2 separate regions of the Homo sapiens genome follow, and region 2 is linked to region 1. A link is a contact called in ENCODE Hi-C or POLR2A ChIA-PET data. All regions are on one chromosome and are shown on one strand. The core of a region is the stretch at or near the end of the contact, and the rest is flanking DNA. Distances in the headings are between cores, read along the strand shown.

What was found. A loop is a pair of places that touch in the nucleus more often than their neighbours do. ChIA-PET counts read pairs that join two places held with the same protein, here RNA polymerase II (POLR2A). Pooled maps may share reads with other maps.
Region 2: a loop to region 1 is called in a map with no recorded cell type, with 8 times the contacts of the local background. The contact joins the promoter of HBP1 here to the promoter of LINC01004 in region 1. A Hi-C loop is called at or near these places in 1 of 37 single-sample maps with no recorded cell type and 5 of 50 pooled maps. POLR2A ChIA-PET finds 5 or more read pairs at or near these places in 2 of 52 experiments (CD4-positive, alpha-beta T cell and CD4-positive, alpha-beta memory T cell).

The regions. Positions count from the first base shown.
Region 1 is chr7:104,988,667-104,992,614 of GRCh38, reverse strand. It overlaps LINC01004 (long intergenic non-protein coding RNA 1004), which reads left to right and starts at 1,450. Exons shown (of 1, transcript NR_039981.2): 1 at 1,450-3,948.
Region 2 is chr7:107,166,453-107,170,713 of GRCh38, reverse strand. HBP1 (HMG-box transcription factor 1) reads right to left here and starts at 1,711. Exons shown (of 11, transcript NM_012257.4): 1 at 1,529-1,711. RefSeq lists silencers at 1,012-1,231, 1,492-1,591, 1,610-2,183 and an enhancer at 1,902-2,061.

The DNA.
Region 1 (3,948 bases), core at 201-2,700:
GCCTAGCTATGAGTAAACTCAGTTATACTGTCTAATACCCATTTTAGCTTTTCTGTTTACAGCATAAACTTTAAGGCCGGTTTTAGTTCTTTTAAGAAGTCAAAAGCAGAACCTCTCTAGCAGAAGTGTTTTTCAAACATTAAATCCTAAACCAAAAAAAAAAGTGACCAAATTACAGAACTCTAGGAGTTTATCTTACCTACCTACCGCTGAAAGAGGATTTTTCTTTTTAAGAAAATTAGAATATTCTGATGGCCTAAACTTTTCTTGTCAAACAGGTAAAGTCTTGTTAGCCCAGAAAGTATCTCTTCTTAGGAGTGTTTAGATTTGTTGAGAGAGAGAAGGCTTTATTTCTTTTTTAGTAGAGACGGGGTTTCACCGTATTAGCCAGAATGGTCTTGATCTGCTGACCTTGTGATCTGCCCGCTTGGCCTCCCAAAGTGCTGGGATTACAGGCGTGAACCACCGTGCCCAGCCTGAGAAGGCTTTATTTCTAAACTCCCCACTTAATGTAACACTTTACTTCTTTCTTTTTATTGATATAGATAATATTTGTGCATGTTTTAGGGGCACATGTGATATTTTCATAATTGTATACCATGTGTAATGATCAAATCAGGGTAGTTGGAATAGCTATCACCTCAAACATCTTTGTGTTGGGAACATTACAAATCTGGCTATTTTGAAATATACAATATAAATTATTAACTATAATTTTCCTACTGTACTGTAAAATAGTAGAACTTACTCCTTCTAACTTTACTGTTGTACCATTTAACCAACTTCTATACATCCCTCCTTCCCCCACCCCACTTAATATAAGCATCTTTTTTTTTTTTTTTTGAGAAAAAGTCTTGCTCTATCACCCAGGCTGGAATGCACTGGCAAGATCTCGGCTCACTGCAGTCTTTGCCTCCCGAGTTCAAGCATTTCTCCTGCCTCAGCCTCCCCAGTAGCTGGGATTACAGGTTTGTGTCACCACACCCAGCTAATTTTTGTATTTTTAGTATAGATGGGGTTTCAGTATGTTGGCTAAGCTGGTCTCGAACTCCTGACCTCAGGTGATCCGCCCACCTCGGCCTCTCAAGAGTGCTGGGATTACAGGTGTGAGCCACCACACCCAGCCATAAGCATCTTTTAAAAAGGTGGAGGGGGGCTATCAACTGTTATTTTAAGCATAGTAAGAGTTCACCCTACTACTTTTACAATGAATTACTGCAAGATGTTTAGACATTGTGATCTTTTTATTACGGTTACTGTTTTCCCTAAAGGTCAAACCAATAACTTGAGATCCTGAGGTGCAACTCAAGAGTAGAAGCATCACTTAATACTAGTAACTTAAAAGAATAGCAGATCTGGCTCGCTGTGGTGGCTCAGGCCTGTAATCCCAGCACCTTGGGAGGCTGACACAGGTGGAGCACGTGAGGTCATGAGACCAGCGTGGCCAACATGGTGAAACCCTGTCTCTGCTAAAAATGTAAGAATTAGCTGGGTGTGGTGGCACACACCTGTAATCGTAGCTACTCAGGAGGCTGAGGCATGAAAATTGCTTTAACCCGAGGGGCAGAGGTTGCAGTGGGCCGAGATTATGCCACTGCACTCCACCCTGGGTGACAGAGTAACAGTCTCAGAAAAAGAAAAAGGAATAGTAGTGGGTCTTCAGATACTTAGATGTCATGAGCTGGGACTTTAATGGGCCATTTTTAAAATTTGACATTAAAAATTCCGTCCTAATGCCAGTAAATAATTTTCATCATTTAATTCCGCATGTTTTTGGTATATTCATCTAGCACCTTCTGAATGTTATTAGACCTCCTATATAGTTAACCTTGGATATCATATGGTGGTTTGGTAGACTTTTTTTTTTTTTTAATACACACACGTCTTTTAGCTTGGTTGATATGCCCTCAGCCTGAAAGATAACAACTTGCTTATTTATTACACAACCAGATTACTTGACTCCCTATGTTTGAAGTCCCCAGTTTAGATTGGTTATTAAGTAAGCATTCATTAGATTTTCAATTATTTATAAAAGCTAAATATAAAGAACCACAAACTATTTCAACAAGTTAATACAGCCAAAGCATATAGATAAATATATGAAACAATACAGTAAATACATGAGACCAAAAATTCAGTCTTTCATCAGTCTGGAAATAAACAAATATTTTGTGTGTGATTGTTTCTGAAACTGCAGACAGGTATTTTTAATTCTTAACTCCTACTGTGTTCAGTACATTATTCAGAAGATTAGCCAGGAACAGAAAATGTGCAATTTAATTTCCCTTAGGTTCAAGGTATAAGCTAAACAGAGTCTTTCCCTGCACAAATTATCAAGTTGGCTGTGTTTCACTGGATAGGAGATGGGACAGTGGGAATCTTGTTTGTTCATTGATGGGCGTCATTATTTAGATGGTGAGGCATTTGGCTACCTTGAAAGTCATCTTTACTCCCTGTTACCCTCACTTTATTGAATTTCTTTACTTTGACTTTCAGAGCTCTGGGCAGAAATCACATATTAGTTTGGAGGACTTTGTTATTTTATTCAAGTTAAAGTATAGGGTTTCCCCAAATTGAAAACCAGAGTAGCCTATGATCATTCCCTGTGGGATTCTTTAACTGTTAAGGCAAAAGAAAATGCAGTTGCACTTAAGAGTATATGGATAAAATAAAGAACTGTGAAGTGAAAAGGGGAGAGATTTTTTTAAAGATGACTATATTTTAACTCCTCCTGACTAGTAAATTCAAGGATACCAGGAAAGATGAGGTGTAGACTTTAAACCTTCCAACATTCCATTGTGTTAATCATTCTTCCTCATCAAAGAGGCAGTAAGGGATAATTTAGAGTGACTACAGTTACAAATAATGTGCTGTATAAGCACCCAAGAGCAGAGATAAGGATGGAATTAAGGGTGTTAAAGAAAATATGGCCTCTCTTCTTTACCATTTGATTGTTTTTGCTGTCCCTGGAGACTCATATCTCTCTCTATTCCTAGGACCAAAGTTTACACAACTGCCAAATATATAAACAAGAACACCCCTTAAAATTCCTGTGAAACATTGTACATCTTAAGAGAGCAGATGTGTCTATGGGCTGTCACAAATATCAGTCTTGCTATGTTAAGCATAAACTTAACAAATATTAGTGGAGACACACTATTTAGGATTCGCCTAAAACCCTCTAAGATAGAGGTCCCCAATCCCGGCCCCTGATCGGCCGCACCTGCAGGAGGTGAGTGATGGGCCAGTGAACATCATAGCTGAGCTCAGCCTCCTGTCAGATCAGTGGCCGCATTAGATTCTCATAGGTGTGAGAACCCAATTGTGAAGTGCACGTGTGAGGGATCTAGGTTGTGCTCTCCTTATGAGAATCTAACTAATGCCTGATAATCTGAGGTGGAAGAGTTTCATGCCAAAACCATCCCCTTGCCCTGTCCATTGAAAAATTGTCCTCCACAAAACGGGTCCCTGGTGCCAAAAAGGTTGGGAACCACTGCTCTAAGGTGTCCAGTGTTGGCTGACCCCTCTCCCTACTTATGCACCCATTGGCTTGCCTAACAGCTGATTGATTTCTGTTTAAATAGACACAGTATATTGGGGCAGTTTATTGCATCTTTGGTCATCTCTTTTCCTCTGGGTCCCTAGGACGGAAGACAATATCCTAAGTTGATTCTGTCTAACAAAACATGAGTAAAATGAGGAATTGGTTAGGTAGGTGGCAAACAGCAAAGATTATATGGACTTGTAGCTTGCTCCATAAGTAGACTTTAACCAAGTAAGCTATTTGAAAAACAATCTTAATTTTTTTCAAGTGTTATTTTTAATTCTATAGGAATATTTTCATAAAAATAATGATGTCCATTATGTTAGCAACTAGAATTACAATGGCAAGTTTTAGGAGATGCTTGAAATGTGAGATGTTACATTTAAAACTATAAAGTTATCGAC
Region 2 (4,261 bases), core at 462-2,961, 2.2 Mb before region 1:
CAAAACTAAGATGAAACTAGAAAGTGAAATCAAAACTTCATTCTATAATTTATCAGTAGAGAAAGCACAAACAATATTTTGCTTTAAAGTGGTTAAACGGCTCCTCAAAAGTATAACATAACCCAAAAACTTTAGGGAGTGGATTTAATTCTCAATATAATTCAAATTTCCTTGAAATTTTGTCAACTACTGTCTACCTTGCAAGAACTGAGTTTAACCAAGGCAACTGAACAGATGACCGACTCTACCACACTCATTTGCAAGATAAAGGAAAATAGCAAAAAAAAACCAAAAGTACAAGACATACATTGCAGATTTAGATCACTGTTAAATGACCAGAAAAGTATTTCCAATGTTAAAATTATTCTAATTCTCAAAAAGTACCTTTAATTTCAAAACCACTATTAGGAGTGCTTACGGCTATTCAGAGGGAAGTATTAATAAAGCTAAAGCCTCCATCCGAGCTGTTAGTAGGACTCCATCGCTTCCCAGTATGTATAACTCCTTTTCTAAGCCTCCTCTCGTCCTGGCATCAGTGGCACCATGAGCCAAAAACAAAACAAACAGAAAACTTGAGTATTACCTCGCTGTCAGTGCTCCTTCTAAAAACGACTGTAGCTGAAAACTCCCTAAGAATGAACTCGAGTGTAGAGTGCACAGCGGAGAGTGAAACACCCTAGACAGCACGCAGCATTTAAAGCTACAAAAACCTGGCTGTCCACTTCGCCTGGTTTGTTTTGTTTTGTTTCAATCGGCCTGCGGTGGCAGCATAGGTTGAAAGGCGGAGACTGGAATCGCCTGCCAAGCCTCCTCTTTGGGTCACACAGAGCGGTGCCTCCCGGTTCACGCCAAGTCCATCCCCCACCCTCTTTCGCCATTCATCGCGTTCCCCTCCCTTCCCCCCATCATGTGACCGCAGCCCGGACTCCGGGCTTGTTTTTCCCCTCGGCTCAGCCCCAGCGCGCAGGCGCCTGGGAGCCCATTCATTCGAACTGCGTAACAATGAGCCCCGGGGCCCAGCGGCTCCGCGAGCTCCTCAGCTCAGCCAGAATCCCCCTCAGTCCAGAAGGAGGCGGCGCCTCACTGGGGTCCCCCACCTCCGGCCAGCCCCCCACCCCTGGCCAAGCTCCGACCCTCCGCCCACAAACGGGGAGTTGAAGTCAAACTTTCCTGGGCAGCCCCGGCGCTGCGTCGGCCCCTTCCCCCGCCCTGGCCCGCCCCATCTCCACACCCGGCCCGGCCACCCACCGCGCGACCTGGCCCGGAACTTCGCCCTCCCCCTGCCTCCTCCCGGCCCCCGCCCGAGACCCCCTAGCGCCGCCGCCCCGAAGCCCAGGTGAGCTCGCGGGAGACGCTGCTCCGGTGGGCTCGCCGCGGGCACCAATCGAACGGTTAACTGCCCCCACCCCAAGGGCAACCCTCCGAGAAGAAGGAACGAGGACCCGAGCCCTCCAGTCTGCCCAATCCCCCGCGCTCCTGCCCCTCCCTTCCCCACCCCCACCTCTTCCCTAACTGAAAGACAACAAACCTGCCGCGAAGTGCCGGCAGCCCAGGCGCGGGCCGCTCCGGCCACGACAACACCACCAGCAGCTCTCGTACCCCCTCTCCGACCGACGTCGGCCTCCCCCGCGCGGGTTACTGCTCCCGCGGCAGCTCTTACTCCTCAACCGAAACTTTCCTACTTACCAAACCCGTCGCCATTACCAAGTCTTTCAAGCTTCGTCTTCCCCCTCCCCTCAACCCCCTGGGGGTTGAGCCCCGCCCAGCTCTTTCGCCCTCTTATTGGACTGCAGAACTGCCATTCGGTTCTTCCCCTTTCCCATTGGGTGGTACCGTGGTCCGTCTCGGGGGGCGGGCATGTATTGACTTTTGTGTTGTGTTTACTGGAGAAGATGGCATGTCAATCACAAGAGTAAGTGCTTCGGATTGGACTATTGCCGAGAGTCCGGGGACCCAAGCCAAACTTTGTCCCCGAAATGGATTGTGGGTTCGTAGTCTCAAGCCTTGGTCCTTGGCTGTGGGAGACTGCTGGCCGGGGAAGAGCTGGACTACGTATCCCAGAGGCGCTCGCACAGCGCAGTCTTGATAGTAAACAAGAGTCATAGGGACACGTGTATCAGCTCGTTTGTTTTGGTGTCTGGGACAAAAGGGAGGGGGCGGAGGAAGGGAGTGTTTTAAAGCTTGGGCCTCTTCTTTTCCTCCGGGCCTCTGCTAACACTTAGAGCGGCCCAAGCCTCTTGCAGCACCCAATCCGGGCCATAAACAGCCAGAGTTGCTCGCTGCTCAAGAGTTTGGCAGGAGGCCAGGGTATTGTTTTAGTGCGAGGGGAAGGAGATGACTGCACCAGCGGAAGTACTGCAGGCTAGCGAGGGACTTGATCACCCACAAATCACGGCCCCAGGCACGAAGGGGTCGAAAGTGATGCTGGGGGCTGCACTGGCAGTGGGAAGAACTAGAAGTCCTTTCTCTTGTGCCTTGCCTCACCACTCCCAGGACAGCAACTTGAGATTGCCTTGTCAGCTCTGTTCAGTTCACCTAAGTTTGTTGAGCCGCCACCTAAGTGCCAGGAAGAGTGAGGCTGGGGGATGGACTGTGAGCAAGCGAGAAGCTGGAGTCTAGAGAATTTACAAAGCGGGGGCGGGGGCGGGCGATTACGAAATTGAGGCAAGTTAAAGCGGCATTTTCCATACTGATTAGTATGCTCGTTGGTTAACGTAATACAAAGGGTGTAATGTATGACGTAAACTGATTTAATTTGTGAATCATTATCAGTAAGTTTCTCTGGTGAGTTTTATTAACCCTCTTTTCCTTCTAGACGTTTTCTCATTGATGAAAGAAACTGTCTTTCCACTTCATTTCCACTAGGAGTTCCTCAAGTTACGAATTCTCTGACTCACCAGAGACGCTTCCCTGCTTTATAGTTAACTTCTCTTTAAACATGGCTGTCCATTCACAGTCGGCTGCATCTAGTCAATAATTGGTGTCTTTACCATTCACATTACAAAGGCATGATTAAGCTTTTTCCCCCCTTTGAACCTTTAGTGTTTAATCATTTAAATTGTGCTTTAGATTTTCTAACTTTAGATCACTAAATATATGCTTAGAATTAAGATGAGGAAAACCTACATTAGTAAGAAATCTGTAAAAGCAAACCTTTGGACAGAGCCAGAAATCACACAGCTAGTTATTTCTTTAAAACCTCCTGCATTTCTTGGATTTTTAAATATACCTGAAAGCCGCGTAACAAATCAAGAAATCCAAAATAAGCCCCCACATGTTGAAATCGAGTTTAAAATTCTTGAGAATTCCCCATTTGAATCCGTGAAGTGAAATTATAAAGTAGTCCTCCCGTGTAATCAAATACTTACTTTCTATGTTCACAAATAGTAATAAAGCATTCTATTTTTTATTAAAATAATTCAGAGGAGAGCCAACAGAATGCTTAATTTTTTCCCTGAGGAAAAAGGACAGGATTTGAATTTATCATCTTTCAGAAATTATTAGTGACTCAAAGAAATGAATGTCTCTGCTACTTTGTGTATGCTTTTTTTTTTTTTTTTTTTTTTTACAATGGAGGGTCATCGTGTACTAGAATAGAAAATATAAACTCTACTCCAACATGTAATTTCTTGACAAAAAAGAAAAATCTGTGAAGTTCACCTAATTATTTAAAATTGTTTTGAGATATTTATGTCTAACTCCTCCTAGAAAACTAAAAAACTTTTCTCTTAAAAAAAAAAAAAAAAAAGAGCTGGCAAGAGATTGACATACTGCTTTACCCCTCTCCAGTACACAAACTGTGAGATCTGCTTTCAGCTAAACCTTGTTTTTAAAAGTTAAACTATTTTAAAGTTTTTACCAAATGCCTTAGTGGTGATTTTTTTTATCGGGGGACACCGGAAATGGGGAAAAAAAATTCAACTTTAGATCCAGATATTGTACAATATGTTACAAATAATAATTTATCCTTTAATAGCTCCATAAAGCCTTTTCCATTCATTCAGAAACGTTTAGTTCCATTTTTTGACCACTGTGCCAATTATTGAGAATAAAAAGATAGAAAACATTTTTTGCACACTTTTTCTCATTTTTATCCAAGTCTTTAATATGAGTTAAATTTAGATAGTTTAGTCACAACTGATTAAATACTAGTATTAGAATTCGCTACACCTTTAAGTGGACACTTAGTCCAATCTTCTGACTTCCGTGGGGGGCTAAATGACCACATTAGTAGCTTATGTGTATTTACCAGAGACATCAT